Regions from separate parts of the Mus musculus genome. Here all the other regions are linked to region 1. A link is a loop called in an ENCODE intact Hi-C map of the cell type or tissue named here. Cell type or tissue: left cerebral cortex. All regions are shown on one strand. Region 1 holds the start of Myc (myelocytomatosis oncogene). Region 2 has its middle 200 kb from the start of Gm41333. Region 3 overlaps Pvt1 (Pvt1 oncogene). Region 4 overlaps Pvt1 (Pvt1 oncogene). Region 5 holds the start of Gm30113 (a long non-coding RNA gene).

Evidence for each region. Peaks named below come from ENCODE experiments on the same cell type or tissue, not always from the same donor. Only the 100,000 strongest peaks of a DNase experiment are listed, where the experiment ranks them.
Region 2: a loop joins it to region 1, with 2.9 times the contacts of the local background. A loop is called at or near these places in 11 of 42 quality-filtered maps.
Region 3: it touches region 1 in a loop (4-fold over the local background); 5 of 42 quality-filtered maps call a loop at or near these places.
Region 4: it touches region 1 in a loop (3-fold over the local background); 4 of 42 quality-filtered maps call a loop at or near these places.
Region 5: it touches region 1 in a loop (2.9-fold over the local background); 3 of 42 quality-filtered maps call a loop at or near these places.

Annotation. Positions count from the first base shown.
Region 1 is chr15:61,982,792-61,987,791 of GRCm38, forward strand. It overlaps Myc (myelocytomatosis oncogene), which reads left to right and starts at 2,550. Exons shown (of 3, transcript NM_001177352.1): 1 at 2,550-3,160; 2 at 4,716-5,000. The coding sequence starts at 4,731. In left cerebral cortex, CTCF peaks have their summits at 634 (motif pointing right), 1,706, 2,787 and 4,316; DNase peaks (open chromatin) are centred at 697, 1,616, 2,342, 2,739 and 5 more places; H3K4me3 peaks cover 4,256 bases; H3K27ac peaks cover 3,669 bases.
Region 2 is chr15:62,462,768-62,467,767 of GRCm38, forward strand. No RefSeq gene overlaps it. Among named protein-coding and RNA genes, the nearest start is that of Gm41333, 200 kb to the right of the region's middle. In left cerebral cortex, a CTCF peak has its summit at 2,434; DNase peaks (open chromatin) are centred at 95 and 512.
Region 3 is chr15:62,076,857-62,081,856 of GRCm38, forward strand. All of the region lies in intron 1 of Pvt1 (Pvt1 oncogene), which reads left to right. Among named protein-coding and RNA genes, the nearest start is that of Pvt1, 41 kb to the left of the region's middle. In left cerebral cortex, no CTCF peak of the experiment used is centred here; DNase peaks (open chromatin) are centred at 2,195 and 2,694; H3K27ac peaks cover 284 bases.
Region 4 is chr15:62,184,059-62,189,058 of GRCm38, forward strand. The region is part of intron 2 of Pvt1 (Pvt1 oncogene); the gene reads left to right. Among named protein-coding and RNA genes, the nearest start is that of Pvt1, 150 kb to the left of the region's middle. In left cerebral cortex, no CTCF peak of the experiment used is centred here; a DNase peak (open chromatin) is centred at 2,697.
Region 5 is chr15:62,950,270-62,955,269 of GRCm38, forward strand. It overlaps Gm30113 (a long non-coding RNA gene), which reads left to right and starts at 3,947. Exons shown (of 3, transcript XR_384131.2): 1 at 3,947-4,478; 2 at 4,971-5,000. In left cerebral cortex, no CTCF peak of the experiment used is centred here; DNase peaks (open chromatin) are centred at 2,414, 3,150, 4,194 and 4,870; H3K27ac peaks cover 1,289 bases.

The DNA.
Region 1 (5,000 bases):
GCATAAGATCTTTTATAAAGAAGAGGAAGAGGAAAAACAGTTATACAAAACTAATAAAACTGTGTGAGTTTCAGGCTAGCAAAGAATAGTCGTGAGAATCTCTCTCAAAAAAAAAACCCCAAAATAATAATAATGATAATAATGATAATAATAATAATAATAATAAAACAAGGCAATAATAAGCTAATGCTCCTGCCTTGCATTCTGACTCCTTTTGCCCAGTAAAATTCAATGCTCTGCTTTGACACGTCCAGCTTACAACACGACAAAGGTGTGAGACATGGGTGCTAAAACTTGTTCTATTGCCTTTCCGTTTCTGTTAGATCTCCTTCACTTGTATACCTGTGACTCATTCATTTTCCCCATCCACAACTAGGGCTCTGTTTTGGGTGACTGTCAGAAAGTAGGGATGGGTTCATCTACTCCCCCTCTTTGCAACTGAATAGCCACCTCTGAACCATTTTTTTCTCTAGTAATTTCTCTTCCTTTGCCTCCTTTGCAGCCTAAAAGAGTCATTTAAAGGATGACCGGAAGCTTGTCTTAGGCAAGGAAGCATCTTCCCAGAACCTGGAAACCCTGCAGCCCTGCCCCCATCCGACCTCCGCCCTCGTTGGCTTCGCAACGCTGTGGTCTCTGTGGCCAGTAGAGGGCACACTTACTTTACTTTCACAAATCCGAGAGCCACAACCCGGGTGGTGGGGGGTGAGGGGGCGGGGAAAGAGTCTCTGCAGCAAAACGCAGACTAGGGATTGGTGGCTCTTGGTGTTTGAGGCAAAATCCTAGAGGCTGTAGTCATTTTGCAATCCTTAAAGCTGAATTGTGCAATGAGCTCGATGAAGGAAGATACTATCATTCAACAGCTGAATCCTAAATTGCAAACTCAGTGGCTAATAACAACTTTGAACAATGAGCACCTTATACACGCTACTGTATTTTCTTTTCTTTCTTTTTTTTTTTTTTTTTTTTTTTTAAACCGGGTAGCAGTGAGAGAGGTTTCTTTAAGTGCCTTGGGGCGAGGAGTCCGGAATAAGAAGACTTCTTTGGGTTTTAAAGTGTAGGATAAGCAAATCCCGAGGGAATATGCATTATATAATAAATCTAGAACCAATGCACAGAGCAAAAGACTCATGTTTCTGGTTGGTTAATAAGCTAGATTATCGTGTATATATAAAGTGTGTATGTATACGTTTGGGGATTGTACAGAATGCACAGCGTAGTATTCAGGAAAAAGGAAACTGGGAAATTAATGTATAAATTAAAATCAGCTTTTAATTAGCTTAACACACACATACGAAGGCAAAAATGTAACGTTACTTTGATCTGATCAGGGCCGACTTTTTTTTTTAAGTGCATAATTACGATTCCAGTAATAAAAGGGGAAAGCTTGGGTTTGTCCTGGGAGGAAGGGGTTAACGGTTTTCTTTATTCTAGGGTCTCTGCAGGCTCCCCAGATCTGGGTTGGCAATTCACTCCTCCCCCTTTCTGGGAAGTCCGGGTTTTCCCCAACCCCCCAATTCATGGCATATTCTCGCGTCTAGCGCCTTGATTTTCCCCACCCCAGCTCCTAAACCAGAGTCTGCTGCAAACTGGCTCCACAGGGGCAAAGAGGATTTGCCTCTTGTGAAAACCGACTGTGGCCCTGGAACTGTGTGGAGGTGTATGGGGTGTAGACCGGCAGAGACTCCTCCCGGAGGAGCCGGGTAGAGCGCACCCGCCGCCACTTTACTGGACTGCGCAGGGAGACCTACAGGGGAAAGAGCCGCCTCCACACCACCCGCCGGGTGGAAGTCCGAACCGGAGGTGCTGGAGTGTGTGTGTGGGGGGGGGGGGGAATCTGCCTTTTGGCAGCAAATTGGGGGGGGGGGTCGTTCTGGAAAGAATGTGCCCAGTCAACATAACTGTACGACCAAAGGCAAAATACACAATGCCTTCCCCGCGAGATGGAGTGGCTGTTTATCCCTAAGTGGCTCTCCAAGTATACGTGGCAGTGAGTTGCTGAGCAATTTTAATAAAATTCCAGACATCGTTTTTCCTGCATAGACCTCATCTGCGGTTGATCACCCTCTATCACTCCACACACTGAGCGGGGGCTCCTAGATAACTCATTCGTTCGTCCTTCCCCCTTTCTAAATTCTGTTTTCCCCAGCCTTAGAGAGACGCCTGGCCGCCCGGGACGTGCGTGACGCGGTCCAGGGTACATGGCGTATTGTGTGGAGCGAGGCAGCTGTTCCACCTGCGGTGACTGATATACGCAGGGCAAGAACACAGTTCAGCCGAGCGCTGCGCCCGAACAACCGTACAGAAAGGGAAAGGACTAGCGCGCGAGCAAGAGAAAATGGTCGGGCGCGCAGTTAATTCATGCTGCGCTATTACTGTTTACACCCCGGAGCCGGAGTACTGGGCTGCGGGGCTGAGGCTCCTCCTCCTCTTTCCCCGGCTCCCCACTAGCCCCCCTCCCGAGTTCCCAAAGCAGAGGGCGGGGAAGCGAGAGGAGGAAAAAAAAATAGAGAGAGGTGGGGAAGGGAGAAAGAGAGATTCTCTGGCTAATCCCCGCCCACCCGCCCTTTATATTCCGGGGGTCTGCGCGGCCGAGGACCCCTGGGCTGCGCTGCTCTCAGCTGCCGGGTCCGACTCGCCTCACTCAGCTCCCCTCCTGCCTCCTGAAGGGCAGGGCTTCGCCGACGCTTGGCGGGAAAAAGAAGGGAGGGGAGGGATCCTGAGTCGCAGTATAAAAGAAGCTTTTCGGGCGTTTTTTTCTGACTCGCTGTAGTAATTCCAGCGAGAGACAGAGGGAGTGAGCGGACGGTTGGAAGAGCCGTGTGTGCAGAGCCGCGCTCCGGGGCGACCTAAGAAGGCAGCTCTGGAGTGAGAGGGGCTTTGCCTCCGAGCCTGCCGCCCACTCTCCCCAACCCTGCGACTGACCCAACATCAGCGGCCGCAACCCTCGCCGCCGCTGGGAAACTTTGCCCATTGCAGCGGGCAGACACTTCTCACTGGAACTTACAATCTGCGAGCCAGGACAGGACTCCCCAGGCTCCGGGGAGGGAATTTTTGTCTATTTGGGGACAGTGTTCTCTGCCTCTGCCCGCGATCAGCTCTCCTGAAAAGAGCTCCTCGAGCTGTTTGAAGGCTGGATTTCCTTTGGGCGTTGGAAACCCCGGTAAGCACAGATCTGGTGGTCTTTCCCTGTGTTCTTTCTGCGTCTTGAATGTAGCGGCCGGTTAGGACAGTCTTTCTTCCATTCCTGTGCTTTTGACACTTTTCTCAAGAGTAGTTGGGGTAGGCTGGGGTAGATCTGAGTCGGGGTAGAGCGACTTGTCAAGATGACAGAGGAAAGGGGAAGGGAAAAACCGGGATGCATTTTGAAGCGGGGTTCCCGAGGTTACTATGGGCTGACGCTGACCCGGCCGGTTGGACATTCTTGCTTTGCTACATTAATTGATATGTGTCCTTTGAGGGGTCAAACCGGGAGGTCGCTTCGTGGTGGCCAAAGAAAGCCCTTGGAATCCTGAGGTCTTTGGAGAAGGGATTACCTTTTGCGTTTGGGAGCGAGAAGGCTCCGTAGCTTCTGACTTACCAGTCTCTGAGAGGGCATTTAAATTTCAGCTTGGTGCATTTCTGACAGCCTGGGACCGACACGGAGGTGCGTCCCGCCCGCCAATCCCCGGCGGCGATCGCAACCCGTCCCTGAGCCTTTTAAGAAGTTGCTATTTTGGCTTTAAAAATAGTGATCGTAGTAAAATTTAAGCCTGACCCCCGCGGCACTAGGACTTGATGTTGGGCTAGCGCAGTGAGGAGAAGCAAAATTGGGACAGGGATGTGACCGATTCGTTGACTTGGGGGAAACCAGAGGGAATCCTCACATTCCTACTTGGGATCCGCGGGTATCCCTCGCGCCCCTGAATTGCTAGGAAGACTGCGGTGAGTCGTGATCTGAGCGGTTCCGTAACAGCTGCTACCCTCGGCGGGGAGAGGGAAGACGCCCTGCACCCAGTGCTGAATCGCTGCAGGGTCTCTGGTGCAGTGGCGTCGCGGTTTAGAGTGTAGAAGGGAGGTGTCTCTTATTATTTGACACCCCCTCCCCTTTTATTTCGAGAGGCTTGTGATAGCCGGAGACTGAGCTCTCTCCTCCAAGTCAGCAATCGGAAAGAAAAGCCGGCAAAGGAAGGAAGGGGGCGCGCTGGGGGTGGAGAAAGAGGAGGGCGGAGAGGGGCGGCGGCGCCGGCTGGGTAGGAGCGCGGCGACGGCGCGAATAGGGACTCGGACCCGGTCGGCGGCGCAGAGAGCCGGCACACGGGAGGGGGCCGAGCGACGCGGCGCCTCTCGCCTTTCTCCTTCAGGTGGCGCAAAACTTTGCGCCTCGGCTCTTAGCAGACTGTATTCCCTACAGTCGCCTCCCTCAGCCTCTGAAGCCAAGGCCGATGGCGATTCCTGGGCGTCTGCAGGGCTAAGTCCCTGCTCGAAGGAGGCGGGGACTCGGAGCAGCTGCTAGTCCGACGAGCGTCACTGATAGTAGGGAGTAAAAGAGTGCATGCCTCCCCCCCAACCACACACACACACACACACACACACACACACACACACACACACACACTTGGAAGTACAGCACGCTGAAAGGGGAGTGGTTCAGGATTGGGGTACGCGCTGCGCCAGGTTTCCGCACCAACCAGAGCTGGATAACTCTAGACTTGCTTCCCTTGCTGTGCCCCCTCCAGCAGACAGCCACGACGATGCCCCTCAACGTGAACTTCACCAACAGGAACTATGACCTCGACTACGACTCCGTACAGCCCTATTTCATCTGCGACGAGGAAGAGAATTTCTATCACCAGCAACAGCAGAGCGAGCTGCAGCCGCCCGCGCCCAGTGAGGATATCTGGAAGAAATTCGAGCTGCTTCCCACCCCGCCCCTGTCCCCGAGCCGCCGCTCCGGGCTCTGCTCTCCATCCTATGTTGCGGTCGCTACGTCCTTCTCCCCAAGGGAAGACGATGACGGCGGC
Region 2 (5,000 bases), 480 kb after region 1:
ACCCAGCATCCTGGTCTATCTGCAGTCACAGTTGTAAGGCAGGCCTAGTGCCAGGGCCTAGAGGCAGAAGAACAGTTGGAGGAGGCAGGGAGGGAGGGGGAAGGAGGAGAGCGCCAAGGAGACTTTGCAATTATCTCCCCGAGACTGTTTAGAATGTAATGTTCCTCTCCACCCCCTTCCTTTTCACATTGTAATTTTCTTCACAGAAAGAGCACAATGGAGAACATATTCCAGGCTGCAGAGCTCACTGCTAACTCTGACAACCCAGACATGGGAACAGATAAGGAAAAAAACACAGGCTCTTTTTTTTTTTTTTTTCCCACCCTAGAGAGATTGCAGTGATTGAAGCTAAGAAATCCAGTTATGTTTGAACATCGTATTACCTGCCCACTTAATGGTTTGGATACGATCTGTCCTTGATGCTCAGCAAGTTTTCTCTGTCTGTTTTTCTTGCTGGAGAGGCTGCCTCTGCCTTTATGTTCACCTCTAATTTCCATCTAGGTGAGAGGCTGCGGTCAGCCCAAGCTGCAGTTGGCTCCATCTCTCTGGATTTGACTCAGTGTTTAAAAGATCCATATTTTCTTCTCACCTGCGTCTACGAAGTAGGGTACACTTACGACTTGTGGCTCCTTCTCAGCTGCCAGGTGGCCCTTGGATGGGCACAGGACAAGGCTGGAAGAGGGGAATAAGGAAGCCGCCTACCTTGGATATCGCCATCTCTGTCCACGTCCTTTTAAAATGATTTATCATTTATTTGTATGTATGTTTCTCTCTCTTTCTCTGTGTGTGTGTTCATGTGTCTATGGAGACAAGGAGAGGGTGTTAGGTCTTCTGGAACTGGAGGTACAAGACTTTGTGAGCTTCCCTACGTGGGTGCTGGGAACTGAACACAGGTTCAGCACCCTTAACCACTGAGCCATTTCTCCAGTCACGTGACCTTCCTCTTTCCTGTCATGTTTCCCTTTAGCTTTAAGACAGGGTCTCGTGTACTCCAGGTTGGCATTAAACGTACATTGTGGCTGAGGATGACCTTGAATCCCTGACCCTCCTGTCTGTACTTCTCAATGCAGGAATTACAAGTCTGTGCCACTATACGCAATTTATGCTTTCTTATTCGGGCTTTATGTATGCTAGGCGAATGCTCGACTACCCGAGCTTTATCCCCATTCAGGTTGCATTTTAATACATATCACCAAGTTACCCCAAGAAGGGTTGTATAAATGCTACAGAACACACAAGAGGGATCAGGACACACATCTTTTTTTTTTTTTTTTTTCTCCTCTGTATTCACATGGACCTGTCTGCCAGAGTGGTTTTCTCAGGATATCTCTTGGTGCTATTAAACAAATTAAGTGCTCTCTTATTAATCCATTTTTCTTCAGGGGATTCCATCATTATTGAAAAGACATATAGACCCCCTCCCCACCTAGTCATTCTAACTGAGATGCCCTAGATGCCCCAGTTTCCAGTTGGCATCATGATGCATCAGAAGCTAATGTACCCAGACCATCTGAGCTCAGCACACACCACAATAGTTCATTCAACCCCAGATTTGAGAGGAGTAAGAGGCATGTGCTTTTTAAAAGTTGTTACCATTTATTGATCATGTACTATGGGGTCAGAAGTTTCCAAATGCAGAGTCATTAATTATCAATAAAAAGTCATCCTTGCTTTTGAAGGCATCATGGGAAAATCAGGTTCATATGAGAAGGTGCTACAATGTCTACTTTGCAGACAACACAAACTTAGTTGGGAAGAAAGACCTATAGTTTGCTTGAATAGCCCCCATGATGCTGTGTCTATCTCAGCAGAAGAACGAGCACTAGAACATGAGCACCCATAAGTGTGGGTTCCAAGAAAGGTTGCCAAATACAGGGAAAATGGAAAGACCACTTTCTTTTCTACCCTTCAGTGATTTCTCCTTAATCACACACAAAAAAGGGAGTATTTTAGGACTTATTAGGTAATATAATGTCTTTCAATAGACTTGATAGTTTATTTAAAGAGATGTCATGTACATGTCCAGAATTTTCATAACAATTCAAGAACAGTGGCAACGCTTGCTCTGTAGCTAAAATACAGTTGCAGTTAGATGCTTTGCTTATCAGATAATGCTATCGAGCCCTAGACTGACTCTTTATGCCAAAGGACCTCCTCTTACTCCTTGCTGTGTCTCAGCAGTAGGAGGGGACTTGGCAGATATTAGAAGCTCAGTAGATAAGTAATTGAATTAACAAGAAGTGAGTGACCCAGAGAATTCGGGAACTATCTGATTATGCTTAAACTTTAAGACTACCATTTCTAAAGGCGATTTCTGTCTTGGACTTTGAGAAATGAAATCAGAATATTTCATGTCTATAAAGGGGATAAGAACGAATATTTGTCAAACCTTGCCATATTCCCAGTGCCATGCTCTTAATGACATGTAATCCTGTCAGTGACCACAGGAGGCAGATTTTATTACTGACATTGACAGATCTAAGTACCTGGACTCAGAGAGGTTAAGTAGTCAGTCACAGATCACATGGTGAGAAGGCAGGATAGCAATTTCTTATAAATTTCACCCAGATCCACACTGCCTCCAGTGCTCTGCATCATCCACTTGGTGAAGATTTGAAAAGATTTTTTTTTTTTTTTTTTTTAGTGAAAGGAGGAGGAGGAGCAAAGCCACAGTGTAGAAGAGGACGAATGCACTTTTCAACCAGGACAGTTAGAGTCACCGAGTTTATAGAGTCCCAGTGGGATAGATTAGCATGCGGAGGATGTAATGACAGGGTCTGTGAACATTCCTAGATTGAAGAGTCTGTGCCTGTCTCCCTGCTTCACCAGCTCTCCTTGCCTCTGATTTAATTATATGCTCAGGGTACACATGCCTCTGGAATTGCAGGCCATGTCTTGCTTCCCAGGAAGGGTTATTGGTTAGATGACAGTCAGCCTATGGAATGTAGGGGGTGGAGCTGGTGTGTGTGTGTGTGTGTGTGTGTGTGTGTGTGTTACTGGTTTGTCTTGTCCCTTAGCAGAGTAGATGGAGTTGAATCATTGTCAACCAAGGCTCCCTCATTCCCTCATTCAAACATACTGGTTAATTATGCTGACTATGTGAAGATGACTATTTTGTTCAATAGAAAGAAAGCCAATCTGAGTGCCCACTCTGAAGGACATGGTCTTTAGCTCAAAAATCTGTATAAAATCTGATCCCAGTAAGGTCCAAGATAAGGAATCAACCTGGACATTCAGAGACTTGTTTCTCAGACCTTGAGCTGGGAAGCTCTTAGAAGTGGGATTGTTGGAGACTATTTTATCTGTTATGCTGAAACCTGAGTTTCTGAGTAGGTCAGTGACACAGCAGTGTACAGAGCTGAGCCGCAGAAAGGAACCCATGAGCACAAGGCGCTGTAATCCTTGTACCACTAAGCCTTCTACAACTCTGTTAAGGTGACGGATGCACTGAACTCAGCACTGGAATTTAGAGCTGAGTTCAGAGTTCAGTGTAAAGTAAGACTTTAAATACAAAGATGGAATTTTTCCTTTTCTTTCCTTGAACATGGGTCCTCCCTTCAATTTCAAGTTGATGTCCTGGATATAGAAAGGACTGGGATTAGAACTGTGAGTTCGGATGCTAGATAGGCTGCCGATTCCTTTAAAATCCAAACACCTCTTCTTCTGCTCTGGTTCCAGGTAAGCACTTGGAAAATGAATTGCCCTTTCTGAATCTTCATTTCTTATTTCAAGAGGGGAAGTGCGGGAGTAAATGGAAAAGGCCTTCGGAAATATGAAGAACCAACTTCTGTCTTCCCTACCAGCAAGGATATATCTTGGTCTTCAATGTCTTTTTAAAGTACTTGTGTTGGATGACCACAGGGTTGGTGTGCATTTTCTTTTTACAATCTAGCCTACAACACCTTGAAATACAGGATCGCGATTCATCGGCCATGAGAAGCTAGAACCTGGAAGTTCCCTGGGGAAATTTTAGCCATACCTTATCAGCTAACTATTATTTCATAACAAACCACAACAACACTGGTGCTTAAAAAGTAATTATTATTTTTCTTGAGTCGACAGAGGAGCTGGACAGTTCTGATAATCCTGGGCTGGGTTTGGCTGGTCTTGTCTGTTCTTTTTTTTTTTTTTTTTTTTTTTTTTTCAGTTGCCAGCTGGTGGAACTAAGGGATGCTGGGCACTGGATAGCTTCAGCAGGGATTTATCCTGATCTTCACCAGGCTAGTCTAAGCTTGTCCTTAGGTTTCCAAGCAACTGAAGTATTGCTCAAGGTCTCTGGAGGCTGAGGCAAAGAACTGTTCATTTCTTCCATGTTTTCTTTTGCAAAGTAAGAGCTAAGGACAGGGCAGATGCAAGGTTGGGAATGTGGGCTTCATCTTGTGATGGGCAGAGTTGCCATATCATATTGCCAGAAGCAGACTAGGAACTGGAGGAAGATGCCAGCACTCTATTGACTACCCTTGAAGCAAAGATGGAAAACTGATTAAATTCTGATGGTGAAAACTATAGATGGCTCCTCTTAGCTCTTTATCTGATCTCTGCTGTGTGTGTGTGTGTGTGTGTGTGTGTGTGTGTGTGTGTGCCTGTGCCTGATACTGCCCTAGGAAAACTTGCCTAATCTCTGCTGCCTAGACAATTAGGGGAGCTTGAAACTGATCTTTGTACATACAAACCAATTTAAAGTTGTTTATTTCACAACTACCAGTTCTTCAATGATGTATTAAGGTCAGAGGGAAAACAGAAATGTTCCAAGAAAACAGATCTTCCATTCCAGGGATTCAATCCCATAGATCAATCCAGTTCCATATATTAGTTGGTACCTGTGGGGCAGACTGATGAATGTGCCCATTTCTTACAGGTCATTCTTCTTTGCTTCACTAAGATTATTGGAATAAAGTTTTTTCTGTTGTCAAAATAATGACCCTATTTCTTAACCTGGTATCAGCCGCTTTAAGGAATTCCTTCCAACTTCTCTCTCGGAGCACATGGCTAGTCTTGTA
Region 3 (5,000 bases), 94 kb after region 1:
TGGAAGAAGAAACAGGGACTGAGGAAGAAGGAAAAGAAGACTGGGCATATGTAGGATCCAGTCCCTGTGAGTGGGAACCTGAGTAGGGGACTGCGGCTTGGAAACAGGCTCAGACAGACAGAGCTAGAGTCCATCTGACTTTTCCACTTGCCTGAGCTTGGGTCAGGCTTATAAACACAGGTAGTGCTGTTGGCATGGCAAAGAAACCCTTGCTGTCTTTATGGCTTTCCTGATACAATATCAGAAACCTGAGCTCTAGGCCGATTTGTCTTTGTACTACTTTTGGTTATGATTCTACTCACCCTGGTTCATAGAAGACATGTCCCTGTCCTAGAAATGATGGCTAATGATGAAAACAACCGAGCACTTACCTGGTGGCTCATAACCAGGTGTAACTCTAGTTTCAGGGGAAACTGACCTCTTCTGAACTCCATAGGCACATGCAAAACACCCATAGTAAGTAAGTAAGTAAGTAAGTAAGTAAGTAAGTAAGTAAGTAAGTAATTAAGTACATAGATAAACAAACAAACAAATAAACAAATAAATAACTAAACTGATATTCATGTAAGTTACAGAGCTCCGTGTGTTCACACTGCGGTGAAACCATGTGATGCTCCATGGGTGAGCCCTGCCAGAAACTTCTCGGATTCTTCTTCCTGCTTTTGATTTGAACTAAGTGTTGGCTCTTGTGCATTCAAAACCCTTTTACTTTTTTGTTTGTTTGTTTGTTTTTTCAAGACAGGGTTTCTCTGTATAGCCCAGGCTGTCCTGGAACTCACTTTGTGGACCAGGCTGGCCTCGAACTCAGAAATCCGCCTGCCTCTGCCTCCTGAGTGCTGGGATTAAAGGAGTGTGCCACCACGCCCAGCTCAAAACCCTTTTACTTTTGACAAACATTTTTGAACCACCCTCCCCTCATCTACACACACACACACACACACACACACACACACGCACGCACGCACGCACGCACACATGCACACACACATACACTTAGTTCTACAATTCACCAAAATGAGAAACTGGAGGCTGAAGGCTGGTCAGTGTTTCCCTTTCCTGATTTGGAAGGTGTGGGGCTAATAGGAAGTGAGGTGTAGAGCTTGGTACTCGGATGTGAGTCACTTAGGTTCGAATGTCACTGTGAATGTAATTAACTGTTCTGGGTCTCTGTTCAATCCCTCTATAAAATAGCAAGCCACAGTGACGTCTGTCTCATAGGATTGAGATTTTTCCTTGAGTTTATTAATATAGCCTGGTCTACAAAGTGAGTCCCAGGACAGCCAGGGCTATACAGAGAAACCCTGTCTCGGAAAACAAAAACAAAAACAAAAAAAAACAAAACAAAAAAAAAAAATATATATATATATATATATATATATATATATATATATATATATATAAAACAATTGAATGGTATACTTTGCAGCATCTCAGCAAGACGAGGAGGTAAAGCCAGAGAACCAAAACAAGGCTGAGTAAAATGAGCTGAGGCCATTGGCCATTCCTTATTATCAGGAAGACATAGGTGACTACCTACCTTTCTCAACTTCTGGTCCCTTCCTCCCTCCCTCCCTCCCTCCCTCCCTCCCTCCCTCCCTCCCTCCCTCCCTCCCTCCCTCTCTCCCTCTTTTTTCTTCCTTCCTTCCTTCCTTCCTTCCTTCCTTCCTTCCTTCCTTCCTTCCTTCCTTCCTTCCTTTCTTTCTCTCTCTCTTTCTCTCTTTCTCTCTATTTTTGAGACAGGGTCTCTAAGTAGTCCTGGCTGTCCTTGAGCTTGCTATGAAGGCCAGGCTAGTCTCTAACTCAAAGATTGTCCTGCCTCTGCCTCTCAAACACTGGGGCCAAGGGTATGTGGCCACCATGCCCAGCCTTAAGTGAATGACCTGGATGCTCTTTGATAGTGATCCCTCCAGGGGCTTGGCCCGCCTTTGCTCTAATATAGAGCATGCTCTTCAGCTTGTAGGGCAATGCTCTTGTGACTTTGCCAACCTAGAGGTTGCTGAGAAAGAAAGCAAGTTTCTCACTTCTCCTGGAAGTCTGTATGGAAGAGCTGCAGCAGGAGCTGCACAGGTCCCATAAAGAAGGAATAGAATAGAGGGACTCTGCGGGAGGGGAGGGGCATGCTGATGTAGAGGTCTCCACAGTATATCTTGACTCAAGCTGGTTGTGACAGAAGCTTTCTGTAGGGGTGTATTTGCTGGGCTGAGTAACCAAAGTTGAGTTCTAATAAATAAAGATGAATGAAGAAGGAGGGAAATGTGGGAGGTTGGGGATGGGGGTGGTACAAGATACTCTCTGAGTCTGTGTGCCATTCAGAGTAATTTACACTGGGGGTCCCATTGTGCCCTTGGGCCCAGGCTCTATTTTGCCCCTTTGTTCCCTGTTCTATCCTAGCAGGGATGCTTGCTGACTTCCTGGCCATCCCCACCCCTTCTTGGGTCCTGGATCCTGCTTCCTTTCTCCCCCGCTTCACAATGATCTCATCCCAGCCGGGAAATGGGACTTTTGTTGCCCCTGCCTATTTGGCCTGGCCCAGTGTCAGGCCCATCACGTGCCCCTGCTGGGATACCGAGTGTATGAATCTCAGGCAGTGGGCAAGGCTGGCAGGGGAGGGCATTCCTCTGGACTGAGCTGTGCTGGTAGCTTGGCACACCCCCCCCCCCCCCTTCTAGAAGTGACTCAAAAGCTTTTCTGCATGCTCTTCTAGTGGACTGCTGAGTCATTCTCTGAGTCACAAGTGGTACAGCTGTGTACTCAACAGTGAGCCCTTGTGTGGGACCCAGATGGGCTGTCCTGACTCTTGGGGCATTTAAAGGCAGTTCACACTGGCATTTGACCCTCTCTGTCCTCCTCAAGGACTCTTTTACCCTGATTCCTTTCTAGGCCTATGTGTGTAGGCTAGGGAGTGATACACACCTCGGGCTGCCAGCTAGGATTCAGAATCCAAAAGTTCAATTCAAGTCAGCAGCTGGCTGACAGGCAGGGAGCCAGGGCGGTGATTAAGCAAGCTGGGGCAAGAGTGAAGTAGGGCAGATTCCTGGGCCCTAGGTGCGTCTCAGGAAGATCAGCCAACTTTCTTGTATCGTGCGTGTTTTGGGAGCATCCTGAAGCTACCTTGAGAATTCAATCTTTTTTTTTTTTTTTTTTTTTTTTTTTTTTTTTTTTTTAGTGAACAAGTGGAAGAATTCTTGTGTATTAAATCTCACTGTCCTTATACCCATTTGGTGTTTGAAGGAATGGGGTCTAGTAGATGATACCAGTTCAGAGGCAGAGTGAGAAGCATAAGTCAGAATATCAGAGTATCTAGAATTTGATGCTCAGACCTGCCTGACTCAGTTTAGCACCCCTCCCCCAAACCCCCACCCAATCTGGTTGCCTCGAGTCTTCCTCTTAAGGCAGCTGTCCTGTAGTGCAGGAAGCCAACTCCCAAGGTAAAATGTCTTTAGACAAATAAAAATGTCTTTAGAAGGCCTAGGCTCTCTATGGGGTGAGACTGAATGCTGAGGCCCGATCTGGCCTCTGATAGAGGAGGGCTTTCAACTGTTGGGGGCAGGGAACAGCTAGGAGCTTGGCAGGGAGGACTCTGTATATACTGTATCTGTCCGGTAGCACTGGAGATAGAGCCCTAGCTGACCCTGAGTGGAAAGATGGTTGGTTGCATAGTTGTGCTAGCACAGGACATACTGCAAGGGTTTGGGCTCTAGAACTTTTCCTCTGCTCATGTGGCTTTGGTGGAGTCACCTCTGCCGGCTAGTGCTAGTTCTAAAGCCTAACCCATCCTTTGGGAAGGAGTCTGTTTTATGGCTTCCTAGGTAAGGCTGATGACCCATGTGTTAGTGCTGATGTGAGCCACTTGTGGAAGTGGTCCAGTGTTCAGCCACCACTTATCCACTGGGGCCAGATGGGCTAGACCTCAAAGATCTGTAGGGCAAGATGGAAAACAGTCATCCTTTGAATTCACCAGGAACCTCATGACTAGAGAGATGATTAGGAGGCCATTGTTACCTTCTATGGAAGGTGATGAGTGAGCTGGAAAGAGCTTTGGGTATGGACACGCTTCGAAGGCGGGCATTTTGAATAGTAGCATAAAGGCAGATGGTGATGGGGAAATTTCTAATAGAGTGTTGCTGTAGAACAAGGTTGTTCCCAACCTTCTGATCCCCCCTTCCCTGTCTTCCTAGTGCAGTTATAGGCTATGCCACCAGATTTCTGGTTTTGATAGAAGCTTTCAGAACTCTCTTGTGTCCAGGAATGATTCATTTTCTAAGGACATCATCCAGCATTGGGGCCTTTCAAAAAGGATGGCCATGTGAGTAGTTTTTCACAAACTGATGTACAACAGTTGCCTCTGTGATCTGGACCTACCTTTTTGATCCTTTCCTTTTTTCTACCTCGGGATTCATTTTTAGTGACACTATAAAAATATATCCTATTATGTTTATTTTATTTATGTGTGCACGTATGAATTCGTGTGTGGCAAGGCAGTGTTGGCTCACGCCTTTAATCCCAGCACTTGGGAGGCAGAGGCAGGCAGATCTCTGAGTTCGAGGCCAGCCTGATCTACAGAGTGAGTTCCAGGACAGCCAGGGCTACACAGAGAAACCCTGTCTCCAAACAAACAAACAAACAAACAAACAATCCGTGTGTGGTGAGTGCTTGCATGCATTTATTTATGCCACAGTGCACGTGTATAGGTCTGAGGACAACTTTCAGGAGTTGGTTCTCTCCTTCTACCATGTGGATTCTAGGGACTAAACTCAAGTTATTTGCTGACCTTGTCAGTTGGAAAACAATTCTCTGGGCCACACAAAGGAATATATTAGTGATGTGAAAGTAACTCTGCAAAATAATTTCTTTTTGTCGAATGGACATACCCGAGCTCAGATTGGGCCACTGAACATGCACGGCCCAATTGGTCTTTGTATTTTGTTCCTAACACAGGTGGTAATTATTGCTCATCTTGTTGGTGGAAACTCAGTTTGATCTGATTGGCTAATCAGCCT
Region 4 (5,000 bases), 200 kb after region 1:
CAGTGGGGTCAAGGGTTCAGTGTGAGAGCATCTAATGTTTCTCATTCTCCTTTAACAAAGAAATAAATATTTATGTTCCATGTGTGCATGTGTGTCAGGGTGTATGGGAGCATATATGGGGGTCAGAACACAACTTGTAGGACTTGGATTTTTCCAACTACCATGTAGATTCCTGGAAACTCAGGTCTTCAGGCTAGATAGACCACAAGCTCCATTTCCCAGAAAACCGTCTCACCAGCCCCATCCAATGTCTCTTCTTATGGGAAACTTATGAGTTCAGATCTCTGCCAATGCATGAGGTATTATGTGTTCTTCCTAACTTCTATCAATACCTCTTCTCCAATATAGTCTCATGGAAATGGTGGACCAGAGCTGATAGGATGCGCAAGCACACGCACGCACGTGTGAGCACACACACACACACACACACACACACACACACACCCTCACTTATTAGAATGACTTATAGGTTGTGGTCCTGTCTTATGACAGAAAGTCCAAGAACCCAATAGTTAGGTTACTTAGATACTCTCACACTGCCCTCATGCTCACTGGCAAGTTCATCCGTCCTGGAGCTGAGGCATCCTTCACTGATATTAAAGCCTACCTCTTCAGGATTCCAACATACATTGAATAGTTCAGTAGACCAGCTTGATCCCTTAGTTGGTCTTCGGTTGTAATCCTGAAGAAGTTAAAAAAAAAAAAAAGTGCCACTTATTTGTTAGAGCATGGGCTTATAGATTCTTGCTACATTGGTCACAATCCATGAATAAAACCACATTGTTACCCAGATTTTTCTTGGTCATTAGTACAATCATGAAGTTGGCTTCTATAGCCCATGGCTTGCTCTTTCATCGGTGTTTTGAGCTCTGCCTTTTATTTTGGTCCAGTATCACAGCATGCTCTGCCTGCCTGCCCCAGCTCTGGATTAAGCCAAGACTTCTGTGATATTCTTACATTCCCCCAACTAAATAAGAAATAATTCTAAGACCAACCCAAATTGAGAGACATTCTACCTAATCACGCTTCTGAAGACAAAGAATGATTGAGGAATGAGTTCATACTAAGGAGGCTGGGGAGATGGCTCAGTCAGTGAAATGCCTTTCTCATATGCATGAAGACTGAAGTTCAATCCCTTGATCCCATGTGAAAAGGCTGGGTGTGGTGGCACACGTCTGCAGACCCAATGATGTCAGGATGGGAGGTGGTAGATCCCTAGTATTTTTCTAGCTGGACTAGACTTCTATGAGAGACCCTATCTCAACCAAAATGAGGGGAGGCATGTTAGGTTGAAGATGAAGGATGCTGTGTTATCTTCACATATGTAGACACACAGACTTGTTGCTACATGCATATATCCTTCCCACACACAGAAGAGTAACCAGGGACCAAAACGTGATGACATAGGCTTGAAATCCTGGCACTTAGAAGGTCAAAGCAGAGGGATTGCCGTGGGTTTATAAGCTAGGCTACATAGACTAGGTTATAGTGCATTATACTGGCTTCAAACTAAACAATAAAAAAAATAACAAAACCAAATTAAGGGTCTTATCAGCTAAATATAGCTTGTGACTTGGGTCAGGGCCTGTATTTGAAAAAGTCATTATTGGAGAATTTAAATGAAGACTCCTAATTAGCAAGTAGAACTAATTTGCACATAAAATTTAATAATTGTACAGTGATAATAGTATAAATAAGATACCAAAATTTAAAAGGCCTTAGGCTATATAGGAGTTCTCTGTACATTTTAACTTATTTTCTTATATTTTTGGTTGTGAGCCTAGCCTTTAACGGCTGAGCCATCTCTCCAGCCCTTAACTTATTTTCTAAGTATGACATTGTTTCAGACTGAAAAATAAATAGAAATTACAAACACAGTAAGCTCTGTGTATGTTTGCAGGTATATGTATCTTTTTCATCCACTGATTGAGAAAGATAGATTGTAGTACTGTTTGTCTTTTTTTTTGTTGTTGTTGTTGTTGGCTTTTTGTTGTTGTTGTTGGTTTTTTTGAGACAGGGTTTCTCTGTGTAGCCTTGGCTGTCCTGGAACTCTCTCTGTAGACCAGGCTGGCCTCTAAACTCAGAAATCAGCTTGCCTCTGCCTCCCAAATGCTGGGATTAAAGACTTGCGCCACCACGCCCAGCAGTACTGTTTGTCTTGAATTGGCCTCTCTTTTATAGAAATGAAACAGGTCCATATAGCACATATTCATGTTTATCTACACATGGAGAAATTCTAAGAAAAGCATTCGTTTCCTCTTAACACACATTTCTGGGAAGAGTGCTTGGAAGGTACGAGGCAATTTACTTTTTGATATGTTCTAAAATGAGCAGTGCTTGGATTTATGGAACCATCAGCATCTGGGTTACATGTGTGTATACACATGTACGTATGTATGTATGTATGTACGTACCCCTCTCTTACCCAGATATGTTTTTCTGTATACACTTACAGTACAAACATGCTTACTAGAGGGATTCTCATATCTTTTGGTTCCATTGACTATATCCTCACATCTGACCCTTCCTCAGGTATTTTTATACAGAGGCAATGGGCAATCCGTGCTAGTTCAGGGATGCCAGCTCTTTTTCTGTTTCTCAGAAGCCTCACAATTGTTAGACTTTACAAACTTTGTTCCTAACTCGGTATCATTTCGGTCTCCCCCAGAGAAGTGAATAAGCTATAATTTGCTGTGCTAAGGAACTATGACTCATTCCGGGCTTTGGATCTCAAGCCCAAAAATTAGTGAATGGTTGTGGTTCAACTCAGGATTTAAAAAAGTTATTATGTTTTTAGGTACTCTGTGTGTGTGTGTGTGTGTGTGTGTGCGTGTGCGTGTGCGTGTGTGCGTGCGTGTGCGTGTGCGTGTGTGTGCATGTGTGTATGTGTGTGTGTGTATGTGTGTGTGTGTGTGTGTGTGTGTGTGTGTGTTTGGGGTGTGCAAACAGGTAGCTGTTCGTAGCACAGTTGAAGTGGATGTCATTTGTCATCATTTCTCACCTTACACCCTGTTTTTAAGGTCAGGTCTCTCCTGTTATTTCTGCCACTGAGCTGTTATGCAAACTTCCATTCTTCCGTTTCAGCCTCAATCTCTCCTTGACTGTGCTTGGGCTAGGACTGCAGACCAGAATCATTGCAGAAAGTCTTTAAAACACGGGGTTGAACTCAGGTTGTGCATCAAAGCCCTTTTACCTCCGAGCCACCTCACCAGTTCGAGCCTCTCAAGATGTTTAAAGACCGTGACACCATGAGACTAGAGTTTTTGCAAAAATTTGCTTTCCTTTTGTGTGTGTGGCAGGTTCTTATTGGTAGCCCTGACTGGCCTAGGATCTGATGTGTATATCAAGGTAGCCTTGAACTTGAAGCTCTCCTCAGGGAGTCCAGCAGTCACTGTACTATGTCTTTTAGGTGAGTTCATTTTATAGACAAGCTAGTTTTATAAAGAAAGGAGTGTGAGTAGAAGCAATGTCTCTGGAATGAGGGGTTTCTTCAAGCTGTGAACTATTGCAGAGATTGACCATTGTACCCTCCTGCTACTATGTGACATTCTTTCCTTTATAGATGTGCTTGACAAAGACCTCATGAGCTTCCCGCTTTGGATGGTCATTGAGTTAATTACCGAAAGAGCTCTCGCCTGTTCTTCCAGGTCTTTGCCCCTCTTAGGTTCATGTTCTTCTCTAGAATAGTCTCTGCCATTCCTCTCAGTGTTCCAGGATGTCTGTCACCTGCACAGTTCCTAGTTCACAGTTCCTGTGAATTCTGTTTCAGCTTTCTGGGATCTTCCTTGCATGGTCTCTCCAGTGATCAGACTGTGAGGAGTGACTCTACAGGTGGTTATAATGGTAGCTCAGGAATTTATGAATCTAGTACAGACTGTATTTCAGGAATGCACATTCACTGTGCCATTGCTTCTTCCAATGAGTCTTTGATGACTGGGGCTCACTGTGGGCTGGGCCCTAACGTTCCCAGTAGACTTCACTAGGAAGCAGAAAGTAAGATGGGGCTTCACTCTTCTTTCAAGTATTCACTTGGGTGTTTAAGTTCTCCCAGTAGTTGTTTGCAAAGTGGCAAACTCTAACTGACACACTATTATCCCCCAGAATTAATGGCAGTATGTCCCCAGACATTACCAATAGATGTTTGAACTGGCTATACATTCCCAGACATTACCAATAGATGTTTGAACTGGCTATACATTCCCAGGCATTACCAATAGATGTGTGAACCAACATGAATTCCCGCTGACACTTTCTCACTTGTGACATTATCAAGTTATTCATGAAGTATATGTGGGCCACTGTCCAGATTAAAAGCATGAAATAGTAGATATCCTCTTACTTCAGTAGGAGAAACACACTGGGGACCCAAACGTAAGAAAAGAATTGGAGAAATCAACTGTTCAATAAAAACTAGTGTTTGTCCCTTCAGTTTGGTAAATGACAAGATATTCAAAGATTTGGAGATTAGTTGTTATTTTACCTTTACATAGCAAAGTATCTCTATCCTTTATTATATTAACTTCATAAAGAGTTGTCTCTATATGTCATGTGTCAGACACAGATGTCAGAAAAGAGGATATACTTATAGCTCCCTCTTTAGTCCCCCACAACCCCTCAGATGAGTTGCCTCTGTAGGAGAAATAGTGAGAAACAGGGAAGCTCATTTTATTTTAAAGTCATTAAGAACTCAGTTGCTATTAAATGGACCTCTCCCTGGAGCTCTGTGATTTTTCAAAACTTATTTTTGAGAAAACAGCTGTACAGCATGAGGCCTTGGGAAGCACACTACAAAATCTCCAAACATTTGGTAAATCCAGTGGCAGGGCCGATCTAAACGTACGCTTATGTGGATGGGAAGCATGCAGATCTAAAGGTTATTGGGCAAACTACCATCCAGTACTATGGTTTCTGTCATCAGACCTTGAAGTGACCAAAGGCAGAGGGGCGATCTTTATCATGTTGAAGACGGCATGCCATTTCTCTTTGAATTCAAATATGTG
Region 5 (5,000 bases), 970 kb after region 1:
GTTACTTCTTCAATTTAATTGATTATTATAGATTTGCATAGACTGTTTATTTCTTTTAAATTCAATTTGGTAGATTTTATGTATCCAGAAATGTATTTATTCTTTCTAGATTCTCCAAGTTCCTGAAATAAAAGTATTTAAAATATGTTGCTGAACTTATGGCACTAAGATTTTTTTGTTTGTTTACAAATCTAAAACCCAGTACTTCTAGAATTCATTTTCTTTATAACATCTATAATATGGGACTGAAACATTGTCTTCAGTTTCATGAACACATATGAGTGAGTTGTGGCCTAATCCATCATGCAGGCTTTCATATTCATTACTATTTCCTCATATCTTTTCACTTTTTAATTTGGAACATTCTGGATTCCTTTCTTTCACACTACTTAGCTTTAGTGAGTTTATAGATCTATCTTTTTATTGGTGAGCTTAATTGCATATTATCTGATCCACTTACTGCCCCTGTTTATAAGAGATTCTTGTCTCTGGCCCTTCTCAGGAAATCAGGCATATACACGGGACTTACTTTTGTTCGTGGCATGTAAGCTGTAAGAGAATCTGGTTTTTATTCTCTTCCTCTGTAACAAAGTACGTCACATCCAGATGGAGAACAACTGAACCTGCACTCTAGTACAAAGATACAAAATTCTGGTTTCGTAGAGCTGGTGAGCTGCTAATATATCCCAGCCTTAGTCAACCAACAATGGGAAATTAGATACTGACATAGGATGTAACTTGTTCTATATCTAAAGCCACCTCACAAACAATAGATAAACAAAAAGAAAGCAGATAGAAACCTTACCTCCATTAAAGATTCCACAAGATTGAGCAGCTGATCAGAATTTCCAGGATTGTGGACTGTTAGATTATTTATTTTTTAAACCTAAATTACCCTTAACTATAGTAAGCCCCCTTACTACAGTTTAATGTAGCTTGCCCATGTCAGAGTCTAATTTAGTATTCTTTTGGTTTTAGATTTTTATTTTTGTTTTTAACTTTGTGTATATGTGTGGTTTTATGCACCTAAGTGCAATGTCTGCAGGGGATGAAGAGGGTCTCTGATCTCCTAGACAGGGATTTACTGGCAGCTAGCTACCTGACGTAAGCATTGGGAATCAGATTCAGGGCCTGTGAATGAGCAGCAAGCTCTTTTAAGCTCAGAGCCATCTCCCCAGCCACTAACCTAACAGCACACCAGCCAGTATTAAGTCCAATTCTAAGAATGTAATTAGACAGCATTTAGGGAGATTCGTCTGCTCTGCTCTCACTAGCCTACCTGATTTTCCTCCAAATGTATTTTAAAGGTTTCTTGATTTATGGTTTTCTTCTGGTCAATAACTATAAAAAAACTTCATAAAAGTGTGAACACATTAGAACACAGCGCTTGAGGAAACCTGAACCCATGATCCCAGACCATGGCTCACTTATATTTGTCCCCAGATCTAAGACTTACTCCATTGGTGTTAAGAGTTGCTTTGAGGTGTCAAGAAGGATATGCCCAAGTTTAAAATTATCCCTTTCAAATCCTATGGGTTTTTTAAAATTTTATTTGTAATTCATTTTTACACTCCATATTCCATCCCCTGCCCCTCCCCTCCCATTCTCCAACTGCTCTACATCCTATGCCTCTTCCCCAGCACACCCGGTCTCCATATGGATGCCCCCACCCTCCACCCCATCTGACCTCTAAACTCCTTGAGGCCTCCAGTCTCTTGAGGGTTAGGTGCATCATTTCTGAATGAACATAGACCTGGAAGTCCTCTACTATATGTGTGTTGGGGGCCTCATATCAGCTGGTGTAGTTGTCTGTTTGGTGGTTGAGTGTTTGAAAGATCTCGGGGGTCCAGATCAATTAAGACTGCTGGTCCTATTACTGAGGCTATGGAGTGCTCACAAAAAGGGACTAGCATGACCGCACTCCAAAAGACCCAACAAGCATCTGAAAGAGTCAGATGCAGAGATTTGCATCCAACCAATGGACAGAAGACGCTAACCCCTGTTGTTGAATTAGAGAAGGCTGAAAGAAGCTGAAGAGAAGGTGGATCATATAGGAGGACCAGCAGTCTTAATTACTCTTGACCCCCCAAAATCCTATGGATTTTAAAGAAGAATACATTTCATATTTATATCTTGTAAGGTGTCTTTTCTGATCCAAATGGCCTCAAATTAAATGCCCAGGTAAATGTACACAAATTTGTATGAATGCTGAAATTCATTTTCTATACTTAGGAGTTTCTGGGTCTGAGAGAAAGGATAATATAAGCCTTTGGCTGAAGGCTGATGGTTTGAAAGCACCTGACTGCTTGTAAATAATCTTCTAAGCCAAATTTCCTGTAAGAGCTCAGGGCTGGGACCACCAATAGACCACTCAACAGCACTAGACAACACTCTCAGTGTGGCCTAGGACGGCGATCCCTAAAGCCCTGGGGATTAGTTCTTAATAGACTGAAGCCTGAAGTCCAAGTTATAAGATGGTTGTCTCTGCAGAGAGATCAATGCTAATGAAGGGATTTGTACCTAGCTACAAAGAATAGAATTTAAACCCTCTCAGTTCTGTGTCATGAATAAACATATTTCTTTTTTCATGAATTATTCTAAGAGAAGGAAAACAAACAAACAAACAGGCTTTCCTCCAGGATGAAGCATGCCTAGATATTTGGCTTTCGTTCATTGAGTCCATCTTGAAATCCTTGTTTAAAATGACTTAAATCACCACAGAAACACAGCCTCCCTCTGAGCTAATCTGCTCAGGGATGCCCAGAAGACTGTGAGCTGAATAGTAAGTCTGAGTGGACTGCCTGGTACAGACGGGTCTCTTGAGAGCATGAAGGCACCAGTTTCCTCCACATAAAAGGGAATGGAACACATTTGCTCTGTTTTCTGCTTTTCTGTTGTGAAATATGAGAAACGCTTTCAAGAAGTTCCTTAGGAATCCCTGAGAATAAACTATTCCTGGCCCCACACATCCCTTTCTCGTTGTGGAAATCAGATTACAGCCTCCCAGTGATTTCTCAGAAGAAAATCAAAGCCTACTACTCCGGAAACATCCAAAAATCCTCTCCCTTCCCCAGAACACACTAGTGGTTGCGCTGCTCCTCCAGCACTGTGGGAGTCTGAGTTCATATCCTGGTATTGCCAAGGAGATGACATCACTGCTGCTTTCCATAATGAGTTCTTCCATATGTGCTGCTTGCTGAGAAAAACACATATGTGGAAACTGTAGATGAAATATGTATGCGCTGTGAGCCTACTCCAACTTCCTCTCCTCAAGGAAACAACCAAGGATGCTATTCAAACACAATTTAAAGGACACGTTGAAATAACATTCTCTTCTGTGAATTTAAAACAATCCCCAAGTCTGCAAGGACTTAACTCTCTCCAAGTGATGCATAAACCTTTTGTGAACTGTGTTTAACACAAGGGGTTGTCTTTATGGGAGTCACTAGCTAACCACAGACAAAAGAATGAGGACTGTTTTTTAAGGGCTTATATAACATGCTGTGTACTAGTGGAGTGTTTATGCTCATGCTAAAGTTCCTCAGATGGTGTCATTCTTCCCACTGAGAAGTCAACAGAGATGCTGAGTTAGATGACTTGTGCAGGCACAGGCCCCACCGAGAAGCAGGGGGCACCTGAATCTCCTTCTACCTCAGTGTATCAGGGAACAGTGCCTGGAATGAACAGTATCTGAGATTGCAGAGTGATAAGACAATTTGAAATAGGATTTCTTGCCCAATTTCCACCCTGGAATGCTTCCTAACCTGTTCACTTGATCTTTTTTTTTTTTTTTTTAACCGTGGCAGGTACTTTAAAGCCTTTCAGAAGCCCCCACCCCAGAAAGCACATTGAGTTAAGTCTTGGAGCTTCTGTCCTTCTTTAAGCACAAACTGAACTCCCAAGGAAGTTTTGCTCTTGACTGAGTTTAAACTTAATGGTGGCAGATCTGTGTCACCGTGGTGTCATTAATTCTTGCACAGGTGTATGCATTCCTTTTCTTCTTATCTTTCTTAAGTTCTTGCTTAAGAGCTAGGAGAATGAATGCTGGTTCTCTAATATAAGAGGGATGTGTCCCTTCCTAATCTTGCTAGGTAGGCAATAGGATGCCACTCCCCTGAAGCCTTTGGGGTTCGGCTGCTGACTGCCTCTTGTTTCCCATCGTTTACTTTCCCAGCCCCTTCTCTCATTTCCATTCTGAGCAACTCAGTGAGATAATTTCCCCGCGTTTCGATTCTGGGCTGTTTCAGTGTTGCGTGTAGTCATGAGTTTTCAGGTTGACCAGTCTCTACAGTTGAATGTGGCTCTTCACCAGGTCTGAAATGAATAGTGTTGATGCTAAACGCAAATCCTCCTCTCCCCCACGCCCCGCCCCCTGAGAACTGCCATCCAATCATGTTCTCCAGTCCCCAGGAAGATCTGCCCATCTCTCTGTGAGCAGGGATCAATACTGAGTCACCACAGTGACACTAATCAACCTTGTAAGTATCCTTCCTCATTGTTAAGACATACTTGGGGAAATGTCAGAGTAAAGAATGTCCTCCCTGCTATCATAGGAGTCCATGCAAAGGAGTTTATTCTGTTCACCGAGTATAGCCCAGAATCATTAGTTTCCAGCTTCATGAGGATCTTTTGTGAGAATCTTCATTTCACTGATTTTTCTAAGGAGCCCTTGGAAATATGCAGGCATATCCTAAACATTTTGAGAGTATTTGTCTGGAGCCAAGACTCCAAAGGAATCTGAAATTTATACTTAACAGAAAACTCCACACTTGCCAGTTACTGAGCTCCGCACCACATGGTTCTGGGGAAGGAAATGAAAGAATCAGCTGAAAGGGAGGGAGGAGGCAAGATTTGGTTGTTAGCAGTGAAGGACAGAAGGCAGAATTAGAAATGTTTTATTCTTCACTCATTGATGCCAGCTTTTGTTCTATACAAGTTTATTTTTAAAAATGTGGATGCTCCATTTTCAGAGGCTGATCTAAAAATACATGCCTGCATGC